Regions from separate parts of the Homo sapiens genome. Here region 2 is linked to region 1. A link is an interaction called in ENCODE POLR2A ChIA-PET data of the cell type or tissue named here. Cell type or tissue: PC-3. All regions are shown on one strand. Links, peaks and the distances in the headings refer to the core of each region. The heading gives the core; the rest is flanking DNA.

Region 1 (8,960 bases), core at 2,102-7,101:
TGCATGTTACTAGGTCATGCTATCTACTATAAAGTGGTAGGTCTCAACTGGAGATGATTTTGCCCCCCACGGGGCACTGGGCAATCAATGTCTGGAGATGTTTTTGGTTTTCCCAACTCGGGGTACTGGTAGGATTAGGGGGTGGTGTTGCTACTGTCATCTAGTGGGTACTCAGTCAGGGTGCTGCTAAACATCCTACAATGCACAGAACAGTTCCTATCCCCCACAACAAAAAATATCCAGCCCAAATGTCAATAGTGTTGAGACTGAGGCTGCTCTTTAGGGTCTTCATTTTAGCTATTTTGTCCTTATAACATGTGCCACTTTATTCAGCTACTTATTCTCTTAGCAACAGCAGTGCTAAGAAAGGCTCATGCCTGGCATTAAGATGCGGAAAGTAGGAAAAAAAGGAAGGAAGTGTATCCTCCTCCCACCTCTTGCTAGTGGCCAGCTGGAGGTCTTCCCAGGATTTATTTTGTCCTCTCTAACCAGGCCTAGAAAACTGCAGAAGGCCAGGTGCGGTGGCTCATGCCTGTAATCCCAGCACTTCGGGAGGCTGAGGCGGGTGGATCACTTGCGGTCAGGAGTTCAAGACCAGCCTGGCCAACATGGTGAAACCTGTGGTGCACACTTGTAATCTTAGCTACTCCGAAGTCTAAGGCAGGAGAACCGCTTGAACCCGGGAGGCAGAGGTTGCAGTGAGCCAAGATCGTTCCACTGCACTCCAGCCTGGGATACAGAGTGAAACTCTGTCTCAAAAAAAAAAAAAAAAAAAAAAGAAGCATTTTTCCTTAGGCAAGGCTGAAAGAGAAAAGAAATATTCCTGCCTCTAGGCTGGTAGGTAAAGGAGTTTGAAAAAGTTTTATTTAAAATATAGGCAATTTAACTGATTTATTTAAAAGTAGGAGTGGGTTGTGTGAAAAACAATAGATTTTCCTGCACAGAAAAAGAAAGGATCATCTCTAACTTTAATAAAAGTAATGACTCACCATTGCTCAAATTTAGAGAAAAACAAGCTGTCTGTATGTCACACATTATTTCCTGTCTATCCAGATGAGAACAGAAGCTCTTCAGTTCAGCTGAGCCAACCAAGAACGTGTCAATTCTCAGCCTTATTACCAGCTCTTCTTTATCTTATCTTTGAAAAGTCAGGCCAAATCCAAAAAGATACATCTGTTCTTCTACCCTTGCAACAGTAAAGTCATGGGAGCAGGGATGTAGGAAGCCACGGCAAGGAGGTCTCCATCCAGTAGGTGGCCCGGGATGAAGGCCGTGTTGGGGCTAAACCACACTCTGGAATTCTGTCAGCAAATTCCTCGCTGTGTGAACTTGAGCAAGCCATTCACCTTTCTTAAGCCATTTTCTTGATATTTCACAGAGACTCACCAAGTATTCAACGAGAACATGTAAGTGAAATGCTTCACAAAATGCCTGGTAAATAATAGATGCTTAGAAAATGGTAGAGAGAGAAAAGAGCAGTCTCTGCCCTTTAATGTACCTGTTTTTGCCCTCAAATCTAGATGCCATTCCTATAATTTGATAACTTTTCCTCAGACTTTCCAGAAGTAGAATTCCTTCCAGTTCATTAACAACATCCTCTGTCTCTTATACTAAGGACATATTTGGCTTCCTTTTGATTGCATAAGTATTTCTTAAAAGACACCTTGGGAGAGATGACATGTTTAAAATGCAGTGGAGTAACCTGCTCATAAACTCTGAGGCCCTGAACAAGGTGAGAACATGACAAATGAACAGGGATTATGTGCTGCATCGCACGAGAGTTCCAAAACAGGAAAATTGACTTTACTGGGTGCGGCTCTACAGTCATATAACATGGTTTACAGTTTAAAATATCGACTATAAAAGCCAACTCAGAGTGAGTTTTGGGTTGGTCATAACCACTGCAAAAAAAAAAAAAAAAAAAAAAAAAACCATTCACACTGAGAGCGACCTTTATACCTGTTTGGGTTTCTTAGTAACTTATTTTAACAGATTGTCTATACAAGATGGAGTTTTATGACTGGTATCAGTTCAAAGGTGGAGAAAATGTGAACCAAGTGTGTTTAGCTATATTTTCCAGTGCATTTATTTCTCATGAAATGTAACAACAGATGGACTCCTGGAGTATGGAATTTCCTTTCTTTTCGAAAGGAATAAGTACCCAACAAGCAAAAACTATAAAATGAATGTCACTGTTCTTCCAATTGTCCCAATGGGGAAGATACTGTTTAAAAAGCATTCACTCCAGTTAGCGAACAAAAAATAACAACCTGTACCAAGCCATTTTCTTTCCCCCAAGCCCATTGTCTCTAAAGATGCTCATCTTTCGCCTTCAAGCCCTTTTCACAGGTGCAGAAACGTAAAATGCAGAAATGAAGTCTAGGACTATAGATTGTCAATCAGTAAACAAGGAGAGATGTGAGAAATTAGATTCTGTCATAGAAACAAATAATCACATTGGGAGAGTGGAAACGATGATTATTTCCTTGCTAATCATCCTCCTTGAAAAAGATACCTATAAATTAATATGCATTTGATATGGATTATTTTTGACCCGTATGCATTTCAGGAAATAAAAACTGGATTCAGAAAGGCCTGTGAGGCCCAGTGCGGTGGCTCTCACCTGTAATCCCAGCACTTTGGGAGGCCAAGGTGGGTGGATGACCTGAGGTCAGGAGTTTGAGACCAGCCTGGCCGACATGGTAAAACCCCGTCTCTACTAAAAATACAAAAATTTGCCAGGCGTGGTGGCACGCACCTATAGTCCCAGCTACTCGGGAGGCTGAGGCAGGAGAATCACTTGAACCTGGGAGGCGAAGGTTGCAGTGAACCGGGATCATGCCACTACACTCCAGCCTGGGCGACAGAGCAAGACTCTGTCTAAAAAAAAAAAAAGAAAGAAAGAAAAGCCTGTGAGTTGAGGGGAAGGGGTGGTAAATAAGGCTATCCTCTGGGTAAAAGCTCTCAAAGCAAAAAGCTGTCACAGGTCCTCTGCTACATGCTAGTCAAGAGCAACCCAAGATTGAGAGGAGAAATACCTCAACTCCTCCAAAGAACTGCTTCTCCCCACTAGCACCTTCATGGCTAGGAGGTGGGAGGGAGGGTGTTAAGTCAGCTCAGCTGGTATCTTGCTCGGTTTTGCATTTGCATGCATCTGTATCCTCTTTTGTTTCCCCGGAAGTGGAAGTTATTAAAGTATCACAAGAATGCTGGGTCTCACAATGTTCCTGTCTGCCCTGTTCAAGGAAGTAGGCAGAATAGTACACTGGTCCCTGTTCTTGGAAAATTTGCAGCACAAAGAAAAGAAAGAAAAAAAACAGAAAAGATGAGATAAACCCTGATTAAGCAGACAAGCTTCATAATGTTTATCCAAATTAAATCTCTTCACATTGGTGTTTACCCATCATTAATTCTTATGTAATCACATTAGAGGAAAAACGCCTTGCATTAGTGGATGCTGATATTGGCCTTATGAAAGCGAGTTACCTTTTCTTATAGCAAATCTGTAGCAAGCCAATACGGAGGCTCCAGTCAGTTTATCAAAAGTTATCAGTCAAATGGAGTCAGAGGACAGTTCTAATAGAGACTCAAGGATGAAAGAAGAAAATCTGAAAAGAATCACTTTGAAAAGCTTGAGAGCCATTAGATTTGTGAGACCCAGAGCTAGGAAGACAGTAAAAACTGGGAAAACCTGTGATTTTTTTTGATGGGGGACATTTCTTTTTCCTGCCTTTTGTCTGTGAAAATGGCACTTTTGGCTAACAGCTCCAGAACTGCAGGAGGAATGATACATGCAAATGGTTTGCTTCTCATCCCATCTCTCTCTCATGCTTCAGTTCAGCAAAGCAACCCAAGTATCGGCACGAAAATAAGACAACCTAGCCTCCCACTTTGCTTGAATGATTTCCATATCCAGTAGGACAAGTTCTCCTGGGACAGGCCTGTAACCACAGGCACATGTCTCACCCTGTTAAGACGCAACAGCAGGTAAAGCAACCTGAACTCCTCACAGTAGAATCGGGTACACAAACTCACACCCACGCGCAAAAGTGAGGGAAGGCAACCTGGACAAAACTTTCCATCATTTGCTTCCAAAGCAGATATTCCTCAGGGGGAAGGGCGCAGGGAGGGCAGCTCCACGGACAGAGGCGTGCCCAAACCTTTCCACTTGCTTTGTTGTTCTACCTCTGAGCATTCGAGCAGGAATCTGAACCAGATGTGGGGTTAAAAGCATCACTTTGGAAGTTTCTGGGAATGAAAAATGACCTCCTCTCAAAAGAATTTTTTTTTCTACTTTGCTCTTTGTTTAAGTTTCCCTTTTATGGTACTTTCTTTTCTCCCCTCTTTCTCTTAAACCCACTGCACTCCTCTCATTTGGAGCTATCCATTGACACAGGTCGTCCCTCAATCTCTTATTACCCACACTGAAAGTTTCTCTTCTACTGGTGAATAAAACTGGTTCATTCTAGGACATCACCATTGTCCAGTTCTGTTTGTCACATTTTAACTCTTTACTGAGTCACAGGGCCTGGGTAGGACAGGGGACCTTGGTTAACCACTCTGTCATTAATTCAGGCAACAAATATAGAGCATAGTAATAAACAACATGGGCTTGGGACAAAGAACAGAAATGGTTTTAGATTCCAGGTCCAACACTTCACTAGCTGTGTGACCATGGTCATGTCCATGAATATCTTTAAGCCTCAGTTTCCTCACAACATATGGACATAATATACTGTTTGTTACTTTCCACCTGGATTGTTATGAGAATTAAATAAGGTAATGTATGCAAAGCAGTTAGCATAGTGCCTGGCATACAGGAAGCTGAGTAATAGAGGCCATTATCAGCATCATCACAACCATCATTGTTACTAAGCTACACACAGTGCCATGCCAGACAATGGGAAAGAAACATGAATAAGGTTCTGCCACCAAGAAGCTCATAGTCTACTCTTAGACACACACACACATGCTCTAATCCCAGCACTTTGGGAGGCTGAGACAGGTGGATTGCTTGAGGCCAGGAGTTCAAGACCAGCCTGGGAAACATAGTGAGATCCTGTCTCTACAGGGGACAAAAAAAAAAAAAAAAAAAAAAAAAAAAAAAAAGTTTTTTTAAAGAAACAAACACATACTTATTACAGGTCTTTTAAAATTTGTCTAGCAGGTTTTCCAATATTTACTGGAAACCCTCCCCCACCTGCCACACACACAAAAGAAAGACACAGACATGTAAACAAATAATAATATAACAAACTCAATCTGACCTTCTGCCCCCATTTTTCTGAATTCCTTATATTCAAAAAGGTACAGAGCTATGCCTTTGGATCAATGAACTGAAGCTAATTTTTTTTTTTTTTTTTTTTTTTTTTTTTTACTCAACACACTCCCCAAACCACTATCTGTTATTATTTTATTTTTCTCATGAATAGGAACCACCCATGAGAAAATATGCTGCTTTGGAAATCATAAGAAGCTCATTCTCTGGGTTCAAATAAAACCACTACAAATCAGAACAGCAGATTTAGGACCTCCCACCCCAATTCAACATACCCACAATTCCATTAAACCTAGGCAGCTTCTAAAAATCTGATATTAGTGGCCAACATGGCTGGCTCTCAGAATTGTTAATCACGTTAGTAAATGAATCATTCACTAAAGAGATCAGGGCTGGTATTCTGACACTAATTCCCAAAATGCAGAATACAAAACTGAATCATATCTGCCATTTTTAGGTGACTCTGGCCGTGGGCTTAGATTACCAAGCTTTGACAAAATACTGAATTTTTTCTCTGTCGTGCCTTAAGCTTTTTATCATGATAACAAGGTATGCTTTTGTTGCAATGTAGCTGGAAAAAAAAAACAAAAAAAATCTTAAAAATTTTTCCACATCTACATGCTCCAAATTTTTGTAGAAGTCTTTATGACTGTTACTTTGATGTATATGCCAAACAGGATAAACCCATGAAAGGCAACACTGCTAATGAACACAAGGAACTTTATGTAATTGTAATAGCCCGTTTGGCTAGTTTTATGGGTGTGTGTACATTCAATTTTGAGTTGAGCAATATCCAATTTGGCAATGAGATAGAATAATATAAGTCTTTCTGCTTGTTTGTTTTAATTACTAACAACCAGAGAAAAACTATTCACAGCAGCCAAAAGAATTCAAATCAGAAATGAACTTTGCTACTTGCAGACTGCCATTAATATGCCTACAATGGATGTCATTTATTTGGGAATTGCAAAAGTCATAAGGGGCAAATGTGGAGATGCGATAAATGAGGAACACAAGTATAGGTAGATACTACATTTTTTTGAATAATGAAACCACTTTCTTTCCAAGTTGTAAAGGAAGTCCCAGTAATAGTCATCATTCATTCAGGGATACCTATTGCGTGCTATTGTCCAGGTGTGTTCTAGGTGCTGGAGATAGCACAATGAACAAGTAGGCAAAATACCCTTTACAGAACTTACATTTTAATGAGCAATACACAAAATAAACAAGACACCAGCCTATGCAACACAGCAAAATCCCTTCTCTACCAAAAAAAAAAAAAAAAAAAAAACCACTAGCTAGACATGGCGGCATGTGCCTGTAGTTCCAGCTACTCAGGAGGCTGAGGTGAGAGGATCACCGGAACCCAGGAGGTTGAGGCTACAGTGAGCCACGATCACACCACTGCACTCCAGCCTGGGCAATAGAGCAAGACTCTGTCTCAAGAAGAAAACAAAAAGCAAATAAATCATTAAAAGTTTAATTTCAGGTAGTAGAGTGCTGTCAAGACAGCTAGTTGGAGGGTGGCTCTGGAAGAGCTGACATTTGAGCAGGGATCTGAGTGGCATTGGGTGGGGGAGGGCACAGCCATGCTGGAATCTGGTAGGAGAACATTCCAAGTAGAGGAAACAGCAAGAGTAAAGGTCCAGGGGCAGGAATCCACTGAGTGTTCAAGGAATATCCAGGAGCCAGTGAGGATGGAGCATTGTGAATCGAGGAGAGAGGTAGGAAGTAAGATCAGAGGTCTTGACGGGGCTGGGAACACACAGGACATTGTGGGGGTGCAGAGACATTTGGATTTTAATCTAAGTGTAATGGAAGCCATGGAAGGGTTTTATGAAGATGAGGGATGAGATCAGATTTCTGCTCTCATGACATTGTTCTGGCTTCTGTGTGTGGATAGTCTCAAGAATAAAAGCCACAAGCCCAGTTAAGAGGTTATGAAAAGAGTTAGGCAAGAGATAATGACGGCTCAGACCAGGGGCTTTATAAGGAGCACTATAAAGGCATCAAATCCAAAAAGTTACACATTGAGGCAATAAGCGATGCAATAGAAGTTGAGTGCAGTGGCACACACTTATAGTCCAAGCTACTTGGGAGACTGAGAAAGGAGACTCACTGGAACCCAGGAGTTTGAAGCTGTAGTGAGCTATAAGCACGCCACTGCACTCCAGCCTGGGCAACAGACTGAGACCCTGTATCTAAAAATAAGGCTAGGAGAGGTGGCTCACGCCTGTAATCCCAGCGCTTTGGGAGGCCAAGGCAGGTAGATCACTTGAGGTCGAGACCAGCCTGGCTAACATGGCGAAACCCCATCTCTACTAAAAATACAAAAATTAGCCAGGCGTGGTGGTACACGCCTGTAGTCCCAACTACTCAGGAGGCTGAGGCAGGAGAATCACTTGAACCCCGGAGGCGAAGGCTGCAGTAAGCCAAGATCGCACCACTGCATTCCAGCCTGGGTGACAAGAGTGAGACTCTGTCTCAAAAAAAAAATAAGAAAAAAGATATACAGTAGATAAAAGTCAAGAACCAACGTTTCCCCTAAAACTGTATTCATTAATGGCTATATCTACTGTACCTAAAAAGGTGCTCAAAAATGTTTGTTAAATGAACCAACTGACCTCAGAGTTGGCAAACATAAACTCCACTCATTTATGTTGTACCTAACAGTTCTTTGCCTTGGTCTTACTTTCAGATACATAGCGGTGGTCAGTAAGAAAATAATGGGGATAAAATACCCTGCCACAGTCTTCAGTGGGCAATCACAAGTCATGCAGTTATAAATAGCTCCAGTTGACTTTATATGGAGGTGTGTGTAAGTGAAATAAAAGTTGTCCTCAGCCAGTCACAGTAGCTCACACCTATAATCCCAGCACTTTGGGAGGCCAAGGAGAGAGGATCACTTAAGCCCAGGAGTTCAAAACTAGCCTGGGCAACACAGGGATACCTCATCTTTACAAAAATAAAAAATAAAAATTAGCCAGGCATAGTGGTGCACCCTGTGATCCCAGGTACTTGGGAAGCTGAGGTGGGAGGATTGCTTGAGCCCAGGAGATCGAGTCTACAGTGAGCCACGATTGTGCCAATGCACTCCAGCCTGGGTGACAGAGTGGGACTCTATCTCAAAAAATAAAATAAAATAAAAGTTGTCCTCTCCTTCAGGGCTCCAATTTTTGCTTAGATTTTATTTAATAGGCTCCTCATTGCCTACTGAGTAGAATTCATACTCCTGGGCCTGGTATTTAAAGTCTTCCATATTCTATATACCCACCCCTCTTACTTCCACAACTTTCACTTTGAACGCCTTATATTCCAGTCAAATTGAATTGCTCATTGTTGATGCCCTGTAAGTTTCTTTTCTGCTTCCATATCTTTGCCAATGCTGGGGATTTCCTCCTCCACCATTCTCCAATTATCCTTCACAAGATCTGGTTCAATCTTCCTAACTTTTTGCTCAACAATATCCCCTCGCTTCAAATCTTTCCGTCAAGGTTGAATTTCTAAAAATTGACACCCTACAAACTGGAGGGGAGATCCACCCATCTGCCAGTTACTTTGTCGTGTGTGTGTTTTTAGGGCAAAGAGGAGCCTTGCACAAGTCATTGGCTAATGCGTGTCAGGAAAAGCCCAGACAGGGGTTCGTCTTCTTTTCCTGTCTCTATCATAGAAGGAAGAGTCT
Region 2 (6,630 bases), core at 1,631-6,630, 190 kb after region 1:
TAGCTCTCCTGTAGACAAACCTTTGGGATATGACTTCCTATGGCCTACTTTCAGTAGTATGTATCTAAAATTGTATGTAAAAGTAGTATGTAAGTAAAATTTCAGTAGTAGTATCTAAAATTGTCCTTGGATACAGGAGAGCTTCTGTGCTTTCTTCAGCTAAAATATTTCAGTATCAGAGTGACACTTATTTTTTGATGACAGTTTCTAAAGCTTTCTATTTGACAGCTTTATATTATTGAAGATTGAAAAGAACAATTAGTTTAAGAAACATCTGAATGAGTACTTATTATCTGCTAAATATTGTGCTAAAGGCTAAAGTACAAAAAGGAATTTGTCAATCTAATGGGTAAGACAGATGCTTAATTACATAGTAATATGAACATTAACAGAAATATTTAAAAAGTTATAGGAATGAGGTAGAAAAGGGTATGTTTTTCTTTGTTGAGGTAGGGAGGGCTTCAAAGGATAGATAATATTTTTTTATTTTTATTTTTTGTGTTTTTTTAGATAGGGTCTAGCTCTGTTACCCAGGCTGGACTGTAGTGGCACGATCACTGCTCACTGCAGCCTCAACCTCTCAGGCCCAAGCAATCCTCTCACCTCAGCTTCCTGAGAAGCTGGGACTACAGACATGTGCCACCATCCCTGGATAATTTTCATATTTTTTGTAGAGACAGTTTCACCATGTTGCCCAGGCTGATCTTGAACTCTTGAGCTCAAGCGATCTGCCTGCCTTGGCCTTCCTAAGTGCTGGGTACAGGTAGGAGCCACCGTGCCCAGTCTCAAATGATAGATAATATTTAAAAAGACCCTTGACACAGAAGGAAATGAGGAAAGGGAACTACATTCATTGAGTTCTGTTATATTCCAGGAACACTGCTATATTAATTCTCACAGAACCTTGCAAAGTAGATATTACCTTTATTTACAGATGAGATAACTGAGTTTAGAGGGGTGAAATTATTGTCTCAAAAATGCACTGCTATTAAGTAGCAGAGCTGGGATATGAATACAAGTCTTGTCTGTCTGACTGCTGGCTTTTTCCATAGTATTTCAAAATGTAGAAGATGTAAGGAATATAAAGGTAATGCCAGTCTTACAATTTAATGAGAGAGTTGAACATATTTATATGTACATATAGTAGAAAGTAGAATGTAATTCTGGATCAGTCTAGTTTCCATCTTCTATGTTTACACCTGGGGTGCTAAGTGCTGCTAAAGAAAAATTACACAGAATGGTACTACTATAAGTACATAACATTTCAACTTGGCAATTCTTTTATGTACATCATTCATTTATTACACAGCTACTTCAAAATTCATTTTTCTCAAAACACTGACTGTACCACATCTCTTTCTATTAGAAAACATCCATTAGATGGGAACTCTCTAAATACTTACCACTAAACCTATAAACTTACTTCTATTTTCACATAATTCTTTTTTCTATTCTTCAAAATGGAAAAGGTAACACTGGTGGTCTAAAGCTGATTCCCATGACTCTGCTATGGATCTCCTTTCCTATCACTTTTGCTCAATTGATTATCTCTTTCTTTTGTGTACTTTTAATGTCTATTTTGCTTCTTCCTGTCACCATTTAAATTGTGTAATCTCTAGCTTTGAGAGGCAAAAGCTTTTTTTTATTTTTATTTTATTTATTTATTTATTTTATTTTATTTTATTTTTTTTGAGACAGAGTCTTGCTCTGTCACCCAGGCTGGAGTGCAGTGGCATGATCTCAGTTCACTGCAACCTCCAACCTCCACCTCCTGGGTTCAAGTGATTCTCCTGCCGCAGGCTCCCGAGTAGCTGGGACTACGGGTGTCTGCCACCACGCCCGGCGAATTTTTGTGTTTTTAGTAGAGACAGGGTTTCACCATGTTGGCCAGGCTGGTCTCGAACTCCTGGCCTCAAGGGATCCACCCACTTCCGCCTCCCAAAGTGTTGGAATTACAAGCGTGAGCCACCGTGCCTGGCTCAGCAAAAGCTCTTGATCTCATGCCCCTTCCTCAATTGTCCTATCTTTTCTTCTTCAAATATTCTAAGGATTGCCTATTTTTCACTGGTATCTGCTTTTTAGCTCCAGCTCCATTGAAACTGCTTTAGCATCTTTTTCTTTTTCTTTTTTTTTTTTGGAGATAGGGCTCTGACTCTGTCACCCAGGGTGGAGTGCAGTGGTACTATCTTGGCTCACTGCAACCTCCACCTCCTGGGCTCAAGCAATTCTCCCAGATCCTCCCACCTCAGCCTCCCAAGTAGCTGGGACTACAGGTGCATGCCCCCAGGCCTGGCTAATTTATGTATCTTTTGTAGAGATGGGGTTTCGCCATGTTGGCCAGGCTGGTCTTGAACTCCTGAGCTCAAGTGATCTGTCTGCCTCAGCCTCCTCAAGTGCTGGGATTACAGGCATGAGCCACCGTGCCGGCCCTTTAGCATCTTATTAAATCCAAATGACTCTTTTTTAAAAATCTTTCTTTGGCCTGACCTCTTGAGAGCACGTCACTGCGTACAACTGGCTCTGTTATGAATGGTTCTCCCTGGGCTTTAGGGACTCTACTCTCTTCCTGATGCTCGTCACTGATGCTGGTCACTCTTCACTCTTCTTTGTGTAAGCACTTTTTCCTATGCCCTTCCCTTAAATGCTGGTACTCATTAAGATTCTGTCACAGGCCTTTTTCTGTTCTTACTCTATATAGTCTCACTAGTTCATTTACTCTATTTCCATGTAAAGTAACATCTTTATGTTGTGACTTTCAAATTTCTATTAACAGATGAATTCTCTTTCTTGGGCACAAGAACCTACATTTCCAACTCTCTAGTGTATATATCCACTTAGATATTTTCTTGAACTTTTCTTCCCCAAACCTCTTTCTTCTAGGTTCTTTGTAGCACCACTAAAGACACAAGCCAAAAACCTAGGCATCAATTCTCATCCCTCCTCTCTTCATCAGTCCCTAATGTACTCAAATCACCAAGGACCGTGATTATGCTTCTTAATTTTCTTTTTTCTTTTTTTGAGACAGAGTCTTGCTCTGTCGTTGCCAAGGCTGCAGTGCAGTGGCACAATCTCAGCTCACTGCAACCTTCGCCTCCCGGGTTCATGCCATTCTCCTGCCTCAGCCTCCCGAGTAGCTGGAACTACAGGCGCCCACCACCATGCCTGGCTAAATTTTTCTATTTTTAGTAGGGACAGGTTTCACTGTGTTAGCCAGGATGGTCTCGATCTCCTGATCTTGTGATCTGCCCGCCTCGGCCTCCGAAAGTGCTGGGATTACAGGCTTGAGCCACCACGCCCGGCCAATTATGCTTCTTAAATAGCTTTCAAATCGGTCCATTTTTGTTTCACCTCATCATCACCAATCTAGTTCAAGACACCACCTTCACTCACTGAAATACTGGAATAGCTTCCTAAGAGGTGTTCTTCCCACTGCCCTTCTACAGCTCCAAGAGCCATGAGAAAAGGGCTTCTACATCAGCTTCTAACGACTGAGCTCAGTATTCTATTAGGCATTTGGCTGATGAAAGATACTTTTCCTACTCTCAAAAGCTTATATTCTAAGGACACGTGGATAAAATATATACAAAGAAAAGCAGAATTAGAATTTCCAAAGGTGATCAGTAAATCTTGTTTCGTTAAGGCAAAGATGAGTGGATAAAAACAGATGAAAACTAAATGCAATTAATGACGATTACTGAGTGATAAGCTCAAGAAAGAAGCCATTTTAAGGAGTCACATTTCTCTTTTTCTAAAAGACAGTGTTGCTGTCACCCAAGCTGGAGGGCAGTGGTGTGATTATGATTCACTGCAGCCTTAACCTCCTGGGCTCAAGCTATCTTTCTGCTTCGACTTCCCCAGTAGCTGGGAACACAGATGTGCACCACCATGCCCAGCTAAATTTTGATTTTTTTGTGAAGATGAGGTCTTCCTAGGTTGTCCAGGCTGGTGCTGAACACCTAGCCTCAAGCGTTCCTCCCACCTTGGCCTTTTTGAGTGCTGGGATTACAAGTGTGAACCACTGCATCGGGCCTGAAATCACATTTCTTATACTCAAATCTTTTCAAAATGAATGTTTTATTTGAAGTCCTGCTACTGTTATCTAAAAGTGAGTTCCTATCAGTTTATCTTTTCCTTTTACCTCTTTTCAATATCTAATTATTTAGGTTTATATTTTATTTACACCTAAGAGGTCTTAATCCGAGTACAAGTGAAGACATTTTAGAGTAAGATAGATTACAACCCACCTGAAGGAAACAGATAAAGTTATTCTGAGGTATCAAAAGTGAAAGAGGAAAAAAAAGATTATAACACCTGGATAAGATATTCAGCTCTGAGTTTTCTGGCAATGAAGACAAAAAGGAAACACATTAAATTACAAAGTTTTCATTTTATGAAAAAAAGAAAGAGGAATATAACTTCACGCCCAGAGGCAAAAATTTTCCTGGAATATACGCAATAATTCATCATGAGTTTTTTTCTGTCTAAATGAGACTAAGGAAAAAGAACCTTAGTTTTGTTTCAGGGAAAAAATGAATTACTTTTAGTTTTGACTACGTAATCACAGTTGAGTTATTTAACTCTTATCAGCATCAGTTTCATCTCTAACAATGAGGACAATGATATTTATCAGTGGACTGTAGTAAAGATTAGATTATGTCATTTATGTGGATGTACTTAGTAGACTGCCTTAGTTTTACAAAACCAAGAGAGATCACACTTTGTTTTGATCTTCTACAAAAGCAGAAGGCATGACATTAAACTGTTCTTTAATAAAATAAATTCTGTGAGGAGAGATATTTTGCCCTTTCCCCCTCTGCTTTATGAACATTTTACTGAATATAGGGACAAAACCTGGAGAATTTAGAATGGAGAAGTGTGGGCAGGTATAAGCTCTCAATTCAATTTATGCACATTTTTAAGTTAGTATTTGTTGTGTAAATCCTTTAACCTAATATATTTACCCAACCCAGTTGAGCTTTGTAGTCTGAAAAGTCAACCTAAAATATCCTATTTCTCTCTACGGCCACCTGCTCTTCACGTTATATCATTCTGAAATTAGTTGTTGAATATATTTTCTCGCAAAAAAAGTTAGGACTAAACATCACCTAATATTCCACTCATAGTTCAAGAAATACTCAATTGTAAGAGATCAATACACATTCCTGGAAATTGTCACACCACACCCTAACTCTTAACATGAGAGAAGATACTTTTAAGCTAATATTTTTGAGCTAACACTAATATAGAAAATAAAAACTCTCTGTGGTCATGCCCCAAATGTTTCTGAATTGTCAACCTAGAATTGTCCTACTTGCTTTTTCTGTTTAACACATATTTTGGAATTATGTAAATGAACTGGTGATCTTACTTCACATTACATGAACACATACAGCCTAATCAGAACTAAGTGACACTGCTAAAAAAAGTTAGAGCTAGGCTGGGTGCAGTGGCTCATGCCTGTAATCCCAGCACTTTGGGAGGCTGAGGCAGGTGGATTGCCTGAGGTCAGGAGTTTGAGACCAGTCTAGCCAACGTGGTGAAACCCCATCTCTACTAAAAATACAAAAAAATTAGCCAGGTGTGGTGGCATGCGCCTGTTAATCCCAGCTACTTGGGGGGCTGAGGCAGGGGAATTGCTTGAACCAGGGAGGTGGAGGTTGCGCTGAGCCGAAATAGCGCCACTGCACTCCAGCCTGGGTGACAGAGCAAGACTCCATCTCAAAACAAAACAAGACAAAACAAAACAAAACAAAACAAAACAACACAACATTAAAGCAAGAGCTGTCCAATGCAAAAAAGAAAATAAGAAACTTTAAAAAGTTCATTTGGTCTCTTTTTGAATCACTCATTTACACTGTCCAAATTTAACTGATTAAAACCAGACTGGTATCAGATAATTTTCCCAGGGTATTGACCAGGGTGAGACAAGCTAGCGGCCTTAGGTAAAGAAGCAGTGGCTCCCAGGGGCCGTCCATGTTCTTTGCCCACTCTGAGAGTAGGCACCTCCTTACATCATGTGTCCTAGATGCCTTGCTTGCCTCACCCTAGTCCCAGCCCTGATTTTCATTTTCAAAAAAAAATCAGAATTATTCTTAACCAATGTTATCTATTGACTATTATGAGGACATGATCCTCTGAACAATCAAGTGAATAAATCAATCCTGTTTCATCAGGTAAATGTTCAAGTGAATGGCCAAGCATTTCTAGGGGGTCACACCAGCTGTTTTCTTTCCATATATGCAATTTGCGGAGGCCTTTGCATGTGTATATATGATGTAAGTTGGTAGTAAATGGTTTCTTAGAAAATGATTAATAACATTAGATTTGTTTTACTAAGCTTTAATTTTTACTTTGCTTTAAAACAAAAAAAGTTGCTTTTCTTTAGATGTTTGGTATCATCAAAAGCTATACAATGTTAAATTATTAAAACATACTTGCCAAAATAAAGATATACTGTCAAATACATAAAAACTGACAATTATCTAAATATGCATCCATACAAATACCAGTAATAACATGTAGTAGTAGGCAATTAATGAGTAGTTTCATCTTGCTAGTGTTTAAATTTCTCCCTCCTTCCCTCCCCTCCTTCGCTTCCTTTCTTCCTTCTTCTTCTTCCTCTCCTTCCCT

The links. Peaks named below come from ENCODE experiments on the same cell type or tissue, not always from the same donor. Only the 100,000 strongest peaks of a DNase experiment are listed, where the experiment ranks them.
Region 2: POLR2A ChIA-PET joins it to region 1 with 17 read pairs; 2 of 35 experiments call an interaction of 5 or more read pairs at or near these places.

The regions. Positions count from the first base shown.
Region 1 is chr13:73,164,324-73,173,283 of GRCh38, reverse strand. It overlaps the pseudogene RNU7-89P. Among named protein-coding and RNA genes, the nearest start is that of KLF5, 110 kb to the right of the region's middle. RefSeq lists an enhancer at 2,866-3,437. In PC-3, for the core only: no CTCF peak of the experiment used is centred there; no DNase peak of the experiment used is centred there; H3K27ac peaks cover 4,160 bases.
Region 2 is chr13:72,976,313-72,982,942 of GRCh38, reverse strand. All of the region lies in intron 16 of PIBF1 (progesterone immunomodulatory binding factor 1), which reads right to left. Among named protein-coding and RNA genes, the nearest start is that of KLF5, 79 kb to the left of the region's middle. In PC-3, for the core only: no CTCF peak of the experiment used is centred there; no DNase peak of the experiment used is centred there.